Linked DNA regions of Mus musculus: region 2 is linked to region 1. Evidence: chromatin loops called from intact Hi-C (ENCODE). Cell type or tissue: heart. All regions are shown on one strand. Links, peaks and the distances in the headings refer to the core of each region. The heading gives the core; the rest is flanking DNA.

What was found. Hi-C counts contacts between places; a loop is a spot of excess contacts. Peaks named below come from ENCODE experiments on the same cell type or tissue, not always from the same donor. Only the 100,000 strongest peaks of a DNase experiment are listed, where the experiment ranks them.
Region 2: a loop joins it to region 1, with 4 times the contacts of the local background. A loop is called at or near these places in 33 of 42 quality-filtered maps.

The regions. Positions count from the first base shown.
Region 1 is chr2:168,201,929-168,207,907 of GRCm38, reverse strand. Adnp (activity-dependent neuroprotective protein) reads left to right here and starts at 796. Exons shown (of 4, transcript NM_009628.3): 1 at 796-1,334. The region is part of intron 9 of Gm20716 (predicted gene 20716); the gene reads left to right. In heart, for the core only: CTCF peaks have their summits at 514 (motif pointing left), 2,420 (motif pointing right) and 3,227; DNase peaks (open chromatin) are centred at 1,397, 1,517 and 2,417; H3K4me3 peaks cover 3,261 bases; H3K27ac peaks cover 2,050 bases.
Region 2 is chr2:168,112,102-168,118,080 of GRCm38, reverse strand. No RefSeq gene overlaps it. Among named protein-coding and RNA genes, the nearest start is that of Gm46787, 30 kb to the left of the region's middle. In heart, for the core only: CTCF peaks have their summits at 774 and 2,959 (motif pointing left); a DNase peak (open chromatin) is centred at 2,930; H3K4me3 peaks cover 1,318 bases; H3K27ac peaks cover 3,931 bases.

The DNA.
Region 1 (5,979 bases), core at 459-5,458:
TGTGGGTGAGTGCCAGACCGTTTTCATCCTTAGCCATTGACAATCCAATGGCCTCAACTCTACAAATCCCACTTTTTTTTTCCTTGAGTCAATGGTAAGTGGCCATCTGATGACTTGAAGGAATGACTTGAGTCCAAGGAACAGCAGAAGTGAAAAGCTGAGTCCCTGTCTATCCCATACCAGTTCACTAGAAGAGCTGACATGGCCTCAGAGCTGTGTCATCTCAAAAAATGGGAGGAACACGAGGGCATCACACCTCATTAAAGGCAGGAGGCAGCAGGCTCAACCCTTGGCTTTGCCTCCAGCTTGGGAGAGCTGACTCTGAGCACGTGGGCCTTGGGCAGCCCCAGGCGCCCTCCTGCCAGATGTAGTTCAGGCCCAGATGGGCCCGCGCAGGGATCCCCAGTGCAGCCACCTGACTGACTGTCGAGGCGTGCTGCGGCCCGCTACTTCTGCCTCCGCCGGCGGCGCTGCGGTCAGAGGAAGGCACCCAGGAGCGCAGTGCGGCCATTATCCACGGCGCCTCCTAGTGGGGCAATGGCAAAGCCTCCACGTTCTCGCGAGAGCTCCCCTCAGTGGGGATTATATAATCTCACCCAGGAGAGGCTGGGGGGGGCTGGGGCCACCCTGCCATAAGGAAAGTGGGTGTCGCCGCAGCCGAGGACCGAAGAGCTCTCCCTTGGGGGGGGGTCGCCGAGTAGGGGGTCCATGGCCCCCGCCCCCCCCCAGCTGGACAATGAGTCCTCTTATGCTAATGAGTCGCTTACGTCACTTCCGCTCTTTCTCGGCCGCCATTTTGGCTAGGGCAGGTTCGGGGACTTGCTCTGAGGCGCTTGTATTGTCTGCTGAGGGGAGACGCGGGACCAGCCCCCTCCCCCGCCCGCCGCCGCCGCCGCCACCCGTCCGGTCTACCCGCCGCCGCCGGGACCCATGAGCTGAGCGCCCGCCCGCCGCCATCTTGGCCCCCTCCCCCTCCAGCCGCGCTCGCTCGGGGGGGATTTGGCGTCGCCTCAGCCACAGCTCCCTCTCTCGGTCTCCGCCGCCGAGGAGCCGCGCGGCCGTCGCCGCCCGCCTGCCCGCCCGCGACGGTGAAGCCGCGGCCCCACGCCCTCCGCCGCCCTCCGCCCCTCCTTTGTCTGCACTGCCCGCGCCGCCGCCCGCCGCTCTGCTGCGCCCGCCGCGCCCCCCGGCAGCAGCCGCGGCCGCGGCTCGAGCCGGAGCCCGAGCGCGACGAGGCCCCGGGCGCGTCCTCGCCGCCATCGCCGTGCCGCCGTCCACCCGCCGCCGTGCTCTAGAGCACGCCGGCCCCGCGCACGCCTCGAGGCCGAGCCAAGGTAAGCCCCGCGGCCCTGCCCGCCGCCGATCCCGGGCGCGGTCATTGTGCTCGGCGTGCACACACCGCCTCGAACCCCAGTCGGCCGCAGCCCTCCTGCAGCCCGATCCCCTTCTCCGCCCCGCGGGGCTGCCGGCCGGCCACCATGGGCTTTTGCGGCTAGTGGCATCTTCCCGCACCCACCCCGCCCCCAGCCGAACCCCGCTCGCTCTCTCGTCCTCAGAACTAATCCCCTCCCGCCCTCCCCCAGTCCCCGGAACCAGCCTTCTGCCAGGTCTGCCCACCCTAGGCTTGGAAAGGGGGGAAAGGCCTGGGGGGCGGGGAGCGTGCATGGCAGAGGGTGAAAGTCTTTGCCTCCCCAACAACATGCCAGTTTCCCTCCCATCCTAACCACCACAGCCCCTCACCGGCCCTGCTTTCAATCTGGGCTACCTGGTCAGCACTCCCTCTTTAGAGCTTTCTGATCAACTTTGCAGTCAGAAAATGGAAATCCAGAAAGCCGCGGAAAGAATTTTTTTCGAATGCAATGAATGGGGAGTAGTTCTTTGAGCACCCTCTTATTCGCCTCTTCTTTCCTCTGAGCTGCCTGTCCTTCTCCTCCCTTCCCCACCCTACCCCCAACCTGGATGCCTGTCTGCTAGAAAAGGCGCGATTGCTTCTCTTCTTCTCTCCAAGAAGTCTAATACTCATTTTAGTCTCACTCCCTGCCACACACCCCAAGTGTCTTCTCAGTGTTCTTCCAGTCACCAGGTCCTCTGGACAGTTCTTGTCATAACCCCATTTCACAGACAAAGGCTTAGGAGGGAAAAAGAACCAAACTGTTTCCTGTGTTAGCCATTTTAATGCTGTCCAGCCCCAAACGCCCAGTTCCCATCCCTGATGCTTCTTGTGCCTGTATCTTGAACCTTCACAATGGGATGTGTGTCGGGGGGTGTCTCTTGGATAGCTTTGTGCAGTTTCTTTATAAATCTGCATTGTTGCTTCTGGTTTATGGTCATGGAGAAAATACCAGCCCCCACCCAAAAGGCACTGCAGCCAAGTCGGTTAAAGGCACTGAGTGTGGGAGTCAGTAGGGGGCGCATTCCCTGCACTGGGTAAGGCTGCAGAGGGGGGAAGGGCCCCAGAACTAGAACAGGATGTGCTAAACAGCGCCTTCTACAGACCATGGGAAAATGGGTCCAGCAAGACTTGCACTGGGTGAGCTGACAGCAACATGGCGAAGGATTAAGTGAGGCTAGAGAGATTTTATTTAAGAAAGCCACTTCTCCGTTTGGAAAGTTGTCTTTTTTTACTTTTTCAAACCTGTTCACCCTCAGACTTTGATTGCTGATCAGTCACCTTGGTGCACATCCTTGGGTCATAGGTTCCCTTTCTCAAGAATTCCTTCACCTTAAGGTTTGATGTGTTGACATCTCTTTCCTAGGCTAGGTGGTAAAGGGGGTTGTTTAAAACCTGAAAGTCACGGGCTTGGGAGATCAGGTCAATCCAAATCTCTCCGACTCTTTTGCGAGTGGAAAGTCATTCTTGAGAGGTTTTATGGGTTGGTGATTTTGACAGCCATGAAAGATGGGTGTCAGGATTTGCAAGGCTTTGTTGGTAAACATCAGGTCCCTATTGAGTTCTTCATTGTCAAACTTAATAGAGTTCACTGCAAAATTGTGTTGCCTTCCACTTTCAGCAGTACACTGTCTGTAGCCAACTGCCTTTGCAAGTGTTGACACCAGTCTTGGTTCGGTGCGCACCCACCTTTTTAGGGTGTGTGGATTTCTGTAGATTTTACTCCTGTTGTTATTTCCATAGGTGTGAGATGCACAGTACGAAACCTAGGCCCCAGCTTTTACATCGTGATGCACAGGGTTGCACTTTTTGTACTGAACTGATAGGTGGCCTAGTGGTTATTCCCTGTACTGCCATTTTGAGGATCTGGACTCCGTTCCCTGCCTTGCTCTTTGGACTGCATTGTCAATTCACACCGGTGGGTATATCATTTTGGAGGGTGGGGACTGCAGCATCAGGAAAGCTAGAGACTTCCTCCTGATCACCACCAGAACATGAACTTTCAAAATTTCAGCCTCGCCACATTCCTCAAGGAACTCGTTAGAGCTGGTTGCAGTAATGGGTTTTGAACGTTTAAAATATGTGTCTCTTTTAAGAGAAAAATTTAAAGTCGATGATGTTGTTGTAATCATTTGCATTCTGCACTTTTGGACATAAAGTTTTAAGTAGTCTATCTCAAGACTTGCTCAGCATCTGAAAGCCTTAGTTACTTGGTTAAAGGGATCTGGGGAAAGTAGTTCATTGGTAGAGATGTGACTGGCCTGGTAAGAGTCTCTGGATTTGATTTGTTCTTGTTTGGTAATATTGACAGTGATGCTAGTATCTGTGAATGCTTTATCCTACTGTTACAGACATCTTACATCGACGTGCCAAGAAAAATCAAGGGATACCAAATATATGTAAATAACTATTTAATGCTTGAAGAGGGTAGGGTTTTTTGTTTTTTAGGGGTTTGTTTGTTTTCGGTTGCTGTCAGGTAGCATTTTGCTGAGTGAAAAAGAGGCACCTTGTTATCAGTATTGCTCTAAAAACTACATTGGATTCATGGTTTGTTATGCATTTTTACTATTTACACAGTCCAATATTAAATACAAGTAAGATTGTTTGTGATCTCGAAATACTGTGGTATTAGTATTTGTTAAACACATAAAGTGAATAAGAAGAGAACAGTTTCCTGTTAGAATATGTGTTTGTGAGATAAAGTTTGCAAATGTGCCTTTGTTCATTCTTATAAATGAAATGACAGAGTTAGCTAGTTTCTTTATGGTGTTGGTCATCAGGGAACCTCGTTGGATGAGTGTGTATGTCCTTACAGTTTCAGCGGTTAGCTAGGTCTGGCACAAAAGGGGAGGGTTGGAAGGTGGGAATTTGTTTTTATCATATGTGAATAGTGTTTTCTTTACATAGATGTGCTTTGTGTGCCTGCAGTGCCCAAGGAAACCAAAAGAGAGCAATAGATTTCCTAACATTGGAGTTGCTGATGGTTATGATGGTAAGAGTGCTGGGAACCGAACTTGGTCCTCTGCAAGAGCAGCTGAGCCATCGCTTAGACCTATGAAAGCTGAGATTTACAGTATATGAACTAGAATCCTTTGACCAGCCTTAGTTAACCTGAGTAGGGAAGTGAGTGTTCTGTTTAATTTATTATCTTGATTTGCTGAAAGGGTTTCTTCTTACTATTGTAATAGTCTCTACTAGACATTAAAAATAACCAGATCTTAAATTTTGGCTCTCAAGACATTATATAGGGAACACCGAGTATGAACTGATTTTTCTTAGATTCTTTTTCTTAAACCAGACTTCAGAAGAAAATCTAATAGCATTTTAACTTCACAATACTGATCAGGTTTTATTTCCACAAAAGCTCAAAAGTAATTGACCAATAATAAGCTTAATTACTGAAAGTATAGATATCTATACAATATAGCATATGAGATTGTTCCCTTGTAGCAAATTTTTAAATATGTGTGTGTGTGTACAGTAAAAAGAATTCAGTCTTTAGAAAGCAGAAACGTTAAGCTCAGCAGTGGTGGCACACACACGCCTTTAACCCTAACACTAAGGAGGCAGAGGCAGGTGGATCTCTGTGAGTTCTGGGCCAGCCTGGTCTACATAGTTAGTTCTAGGACAGGCAAGACTACACAGAAACCTTATCTGGAAAAAACAGAAATGTTCAGAATTATTCTGGCTTAAGGCTTATGTCTGTTCTACAAATTCAATTGTGAAAAGTTGCAATTTAAGAGATAGCTGGAAGCCGGGCGTGGTGGCGCACGCCTTTAATCCCAACACTCGGGAGGCAGAGGCAGGCGGATTTCTGAGTTCGAGGCCAGCCTGGTCTACAAAGTGAGCTCCAGGACAGCCAGGGCTATATAGAGAAACCCTGTCTCGAAAAAGCCCCCCCAAAAAAAAGAGAGAGAGAGAGATAGCTGGTTTATTATAAGGAGAAAAGTAGAAAAAGTAAATTTGGAAAATTTTTTAAATGAAGAAAATTGGGCTGGAGAGATGGCTCTGTAGTTAAGAGCACTGGCTACTGCTCTTCTAGAGGTCATGGGTTCAATTCCCAGCAACCACGTGGTGGCTCACAGCCATCTGTGATGGGATCCGATGCCAGTGAATAAATAAAGGATAAACATTTGTCTTTTTGTTGTTGTTGCTTTATTTTAGTTGAACCCATGGGATTTTTTAGCTCATTAATTAGATGTATATGGATGTATTTTTTTTTTAAGATAGGTTTATTTTAAGTATGAGTACACTGTCACTGTCTTCAGACACACCAGAAGAGGGCATTGTATCCCATTACAGATCGTTGTGAGCCACCATGTCGTCATTGGAAATTGAACTCAGAGTTCACCTCTCCAGCCCCTTATTATCTGGCAAAAAAAAAAAAAAAAATGGGACTTTTAAATTGAGAATGATTTCACATCGATACACATACGATACACATTCAATACAAATAAGATATTTATTAAGTATTAGAAATATAGTTTATGATAACTTTTAACATGATACTAAAGAAAATTTGGTGTTTTAGTATTTTATTTTAATATTAGAAGCTTGTTCAATACTTTCCCCGTAGTGTCTATACTACT
Region 2 (5,979 bases), core at 388-5,387, 90 kb after region 1:
TGAGACCCTGCAGGGACTATGCGCCAAGGTGGCGTCTCCAGGGCCCCTCTATGGCCCTACGTGGCACAGGGTGGTAGCTCTGGGCGTTCTCAGCCCTGTGCACTGGAAACCTGGGGACGCTGGGGTCCCTGCATGGAGATGAGACTCTTGTGGGGTGGGTCCCAGATAAGATTGGGCTCCAAGTAGGGATGGCCAGAGGTCCCAGGTGGGGATGGGATCTGGGTGGAGATAAGACTGGGGAAGGGGATACCGGCCCTGGGTAGGGGTGGGACCAGGGTGAGTATGAGACCAAGGGAGATGGGTGGGAATGGGAACGGGTTGGGAGGGGGAATATGGGCCCCGGGTGGGGACGGGACTTGGGTGGAGGTGTGGTGGACCCAGGAGGGGATGGGCCTTGGTTGGCTACCACTGGGGCAGAAGCATCTCTGGATAGCCCCAGGAGGGCAGGGATCCGGAAAGGCGACCTCCTGTCCCCGCCCCCGTTGATGGCGCGGTGAAGTCGAAGTCTCTCCGGGTTCAGGGCCACGATCCCCAAGCTGGAGACCGCGCTGCCCCTCCGCACCCACCGCCCTTACCTCCGCCTCAGACTCCGGAGTCAGGGAGAGCGCGAACTCGCGTGCCCCAGTGCTCACCGGCTCAAGCTGATCGGCGTCCAGAAGGATGCCCTGCCCTGACCTGGTGCCATAGCCCGGAGGTCGGCCTGGCGGAGGCGGAGCAGGTGCGGTCGCTGGGCCGGCCGCCGGCCGAGCGAGCAGCGCCGCCCAGTGGCAGCACCGCGCTCTGCAGCGGCCACAACGCGGGAAGCTCGGGTGCTGCGCTCTCGCGTTGCATCCCCAACAGCCTAGGAGAGCGGCTGTAAACCAGCTCTGGCTGCAGGTTAAAAACCCACAGGGAGGTTTTTAATCAGACCGGGTGCTGTGCCTCACAGCACTTCCCAGATAGAAGCAGGAGGATCAAGAGTCGTTATCCTTAGTTACATAGTGGGTTAGGTTCGACACCACCCTGGGCTACAGGAGATCTTGGAAAGCCTTGAGGAGGGGTAGGTAGCTCATCTCTTCCTCTCCAAGTCAGATTTTTATTTGTTTTACAGTTATTTGTGTGTGTGTGTGCGCGCGTGTCCGTCTTCACAGCTTTTAAAATAAGCTCCAACCCCATCCTACAAAATAAAATGGCTCAGAGAGGAAAGGTGTTGCAGGTCGAGTCTGAGGACCTGAAATAGACCCCCCATGACCCTTGAGTGGACGCAGAGAACTGACTCCTTGAGGTTGTCCTCTGAGCTCTATACACCTGTGCTGGCACATGTGGCCTACACACATGTACACACACACTAATTAGTAAACGTGACACACATAAAAATATAACATATTTGGGAAAGCTGTGGGGACGGGCAGGGTGGGGCAAAGATGGGATTCTGGGACTCTGGTGAAGTGAGTGGGCTAGACTTAGTGGCTCCCAAAAAGAAAGACAGGGGGTGCGGGGGGGGGCAAAGGGAGAGAGAGAGAGAGAGAGAGAGAGAGAGAATGAATATGAATGAATAGGTGATAAATTTGACACACCCAGGCTGGGAGGCTCACCCAAATTCTGCAGTGCCTGGGCCAAGGAGGAGGCCCTCCTTCCAATACAAACGGGGAAGCTCAAAGGGGAGAGGACCAGACCATAGTCTAGTTTTGAATTTCTAGCTGATGCCTTTTAAAATATTATGTTTATTTTTAAACGGGCTGGTCTTAGGGTTGGAAATAAATACCCACCACCCTGATCCTTCCCTGCTGTGTGTGTGAGTTCATCTTCTATCTGACAACCCTCCAGAGCAATCTAAACTGGCTCCATCTGGCTTTTGCGTGCCCTGGGGCTGCTGGCTCCCCACTTCTGGAAGTGTGACTGATTTTCCACATCCATCCAGACTCTCCAGCTCTCTGCCCAGCATCTTCTGGGAAATTCTTGGCAGTGCCTTGGGTACCAGGCACTTAGAAAGGGAATCCACTGAGACCACACATGGCCATCCATCCATCCATCCATTCATCCATCATAGCTATGACATGTCTAGTTCTGAGTTCTTTCACGAGTCACCCCCACCCCCACCCCCCTCTAGCAAGCCTGCCAGGGCTGGGAACTGCTGGAAGAGCCCAGGCTGGCCTTGGTTGGCCAGCAGCACTGAGTGGCAAAAGCCACTGGGTGGACAACCAGAAGAAAGGCTAGGGGAGGTGAGCGAGGGCTGAGGCTTGGCAGGGTGTCCCATGGTCACCAGGCGCTGCCTATACTGCGTTGGTTCAGCTGTAGCCTGGCCATGAGGCCTAGGAAAGGCGGGAACTGGATTGAAGTTTCATTCAGCAAGGTGGTAATTTGGGGGTGAGAGAGGAAGTTGGGGAGAGTGCACTAAAGGTTTGGATATCTGGAAGGCCAGTTTCTTTGAAGTTCGTTATAACCAAACTTTAAGAGTACTTTTGGGAGGGAGAGGCGGGAGGATCAAGGTTTGAGGTGATTCCCTGGTACCTGTATGTTTGAAGTTAGCCCGGGCTAGGCTTAGGGAAATTGTCAATTTCTGGAGAAGTTGTCACACTCTAAAGGATCTGGGAAGCCAGAAATCACTGTGTTTCTGGAATCCCGTGTCCCAACCCACTTTTTGAACTGGGGACCCAGGAGAAATGGGGAGCTGTCCTGCCCTTTTTCTACCAAGTCAGTCACTAATTGGTTTTGACACACCCCCACTCAGGGCTTCACCTGGTGAAGGTCCTAAGCCAAGGACCCTGCCCAAGGCCGCAGGAAAGATTTTAAACAAAGAGCTGAATTCGCACAGGGTCTAGCCTCTTAGAGGACTCAAGGCTATGGTCCCCAGGTTCTACCCCAAGTGGTCCTGGAAAGGCCTGGAATGCGCTGCTAGCCAGAGGCCTGGAATGCAGCCTGCAGAGGCCGCACCCTGCCCAAACCAGTTTGAACCAGCTGCGGGAAGAAGCCAGTCCAGTCCCTTGGAGCTCCCTCTGGCGCCCAAGCTGTCTTAGAACTGCAGCCGGTTTTAGACTAGGTCTCTGTGGGTGGGGGCGGGGCCCCAGCAAGGCCTGGAGATGGGAGTGGGGGTGGGGTGGTGATAAGTGGGGTGTGTGTAGGGGGGAGTTGGGGGTGCCTGCCCAGCCTCTGCCCAGCGTGGAGACTCCCGGGAACCCTGAGCTGGGCCCCAGGTCACGTCCTTCCATTCCCGCATCTTTGGGCTTCACCTCATGGCACACAGTGGTCGATCTGCCTTTCAGCATCCAGGCCTAAGCCCTGCCTGCGGTGGTGCAGGACAGTTATGCCCCCGGTTTAGGTGGAGGCAGGAGAATCGGAGATTCAAGGACGTTCTAGGGTACATATCAAGTTTGAGGCCTTGATACATATATGATCCTATTTCAAAGAGAGGAGAAACACACAAATTGTGAACACAGTGAAAATTCTTTTTTTATGTGTGTATTTAAACTTTCATTGGATTTACGTATTGTTGGGGGAGGGGAGGAGTGTGTGTGTGTACGTACACGTGTGAAAATCAGGACATTTTTGTGTGGGGAGGGTGTCCATTCTCTCCTTCCATCATGTAATTCCCAGGAATTGTTGGCTACAGACCTTGTTCAGGTGGAATCCTGACACTGTGAGTTAGTTGCTGTGGGATGTGGCCTTAGCTTTGAGTTTTGGATGACACTGGAGTTAGTCCCTTGTGCCAGGTTCTGGGCTTGCTCAGCTGTGGCACTTCTAGGCTCTGCAAGTGTCATCACGTTGGTGGCCCAAGTGTGTGTCACTGTGTGCCGGGCACTATTCCCAGATTGCTGGGTTCCCATCACACCAGCGTGAACATCAGCCCTGCAATGTCTCCATTGAATGGAGGTGGAAACAGGCCTGGAGAGATTGAGCATTGTGGTCATCTTCATAGCTAATCAGTGAGAGTGTGTAGAAGCCAGGAATGGTGGCACACACATTTAAACCCAGCACTCAGGGGGCAGAGGCAGGTGGATTTCTGTAAGTTTGGGGCTAGCCTTGTCTACAAAGCAAGTCCAGGATAGTCAGGAGTATATAGAGAAACCTTGTTTGGGGAAAGAAAAGGAAACAAGAAAAGAAAAGATCATATAGAGGATGGGCAGTTAACTGCAAGGGCTCCATGCAGCCACAGGGAGGAGGGACGACATCACCAAAGGGTCCCCTCCCCCACAGGCTCATGAACACTTTGTTCTCCAGTTGGTGGCACTGTGGTGGGAGCTATGGAACCTTTAGGAGGCACAGCCCTGCTGGAGGAAGTTTATCAGTTGGCGTGGATTTTGAGGGGTACAGTCTCACCCCGCTTCCAGTTTGCTCTTCCTGTTTCCTGTGTGCAGTTGAGACTCGATCTCTAAGCTCTGGCCTCCTATGGCCACTGCGACCCACCCTCTGGAAGAAAGGCAAACCCTTCCCTCTTCCTTAAGTGGCTTTGGTCATGGTGTTTTACCACAGCAACAGAAAAGTATCCCACATACCAGGCTGAGGCAGTTTAGTGACTCAGCAGCTGGTTTGGGGGTGCCTAGGTGCCTACTTGAAACCCTAGTAAACTCATTGCCTAAGCTGGACATAGGCAGAATGGCGGCTCTGGCTGGCTGACGGTGGTGCCCTGTCTGGAGTGAACAGGAATTTATTCGTTTCTCTCCAGGCAAATTCACACAGCCGGGCCCTTGATGGCTATCACACATGCTCACCGGGTGCCGGTCACAGGGTGAGCCGGCACGTGCCCATACCACATGGATAGTTTTTCTGAACAAAACATGAATAGCTCTCCTGTGTTGAGCTCAGTGAGGCCCCAGGAAGACCCGAGATCAAGGCTGGTGAGACCTCATAGGGTACTCTGAGGACTTGAACTGCTTACCCACAGTTCAAGAGAAATGGTCCCTGCAAGGTGACCTCTGACCTCTACGCTAGTGCTGTGGCATGATGTGCACACCCAAAATACATCCTCCCCCTCCCACTCCCACTCCTCCCTCCCCCTCCCCCTCCCTCCTCCTCCTCCTCCTCCTCCTCTTCTTCTTCTTCTTCTTCTTCTTCTTCTGTTTTTCGAGACAGGGTTTCTCTGTATAGCCTTGGCTGTCCTGGAACTCACTTTGTAGACTAGGCTGGCCTAGAACTCAGAAATCTGCCTGCCTCCCGAGTGCTGGGATTAAAGGCGTGCGCCACCACGCCCGGCTTCTTCCTATCCTTTTAAAAAGGAGCTGACATCAAATCAACTGTCTTCAGGCTCCGGGTCTCTCTCTCTCTCTCTCTCTCTCTCCACTTGCTGTTGTTTTTGTTTTTAAGGCATGGTTTCTCTAAGTCACTCTGTCTGAGCATTGGGACTGACGGTATTGGGACTGATGGTACGTACTACCCTGCCTAGTTAGCTCCTCTTGATCGTGGCAGGGAGCTTTGGAGGGAACTATTTCTGGTGGTCACCACACAGCAGGTAGTCTCAACCTATGTAGGTTCACATACCGGGTGCGCAGCTACCCTACGTGACCTTGGTAGAGTTGACTAACCTCTCTGTGCCTTATTTCCCTCATTAGTTAGTGCTGCAGTGTGGCTTACCAGTTTTCGAAGGGGTGCCGTGTGCTCACCCCATAAATGGCATCCAAGAGTGTCTGGCAGACAGAAAGCCTCACCTGCTGGGAGTGGGATGAACAAGCTGGTGTTTTCAAGACAGGGCAGAGTTGGTCAGGTCACAATGTAACGGGTGAACCTGCCAGGCAGGGTCTTGGTTAGCAAGCACGCATGCGTTGGGACCTTCGCTGGGCTAGGGGCTGTTGCTGAGGCTGCAGAAACAGATTCCCTGAAGATGATGGGAGAGGTTCAATGTGGGCTCTCTAGGGAAGGATTACAAGTGAACCAGCACAGCACCCCGCCAGACTGTGCAAGATGGTCGGCCCCTGCCAGGCTGCAGAACAGACCCCTGGCGCTGTGCTCTGGGGACCAAGGATGGCAAATTCTAACTCGGTCCCGGGCATCCCTGCCCCCTGGTGG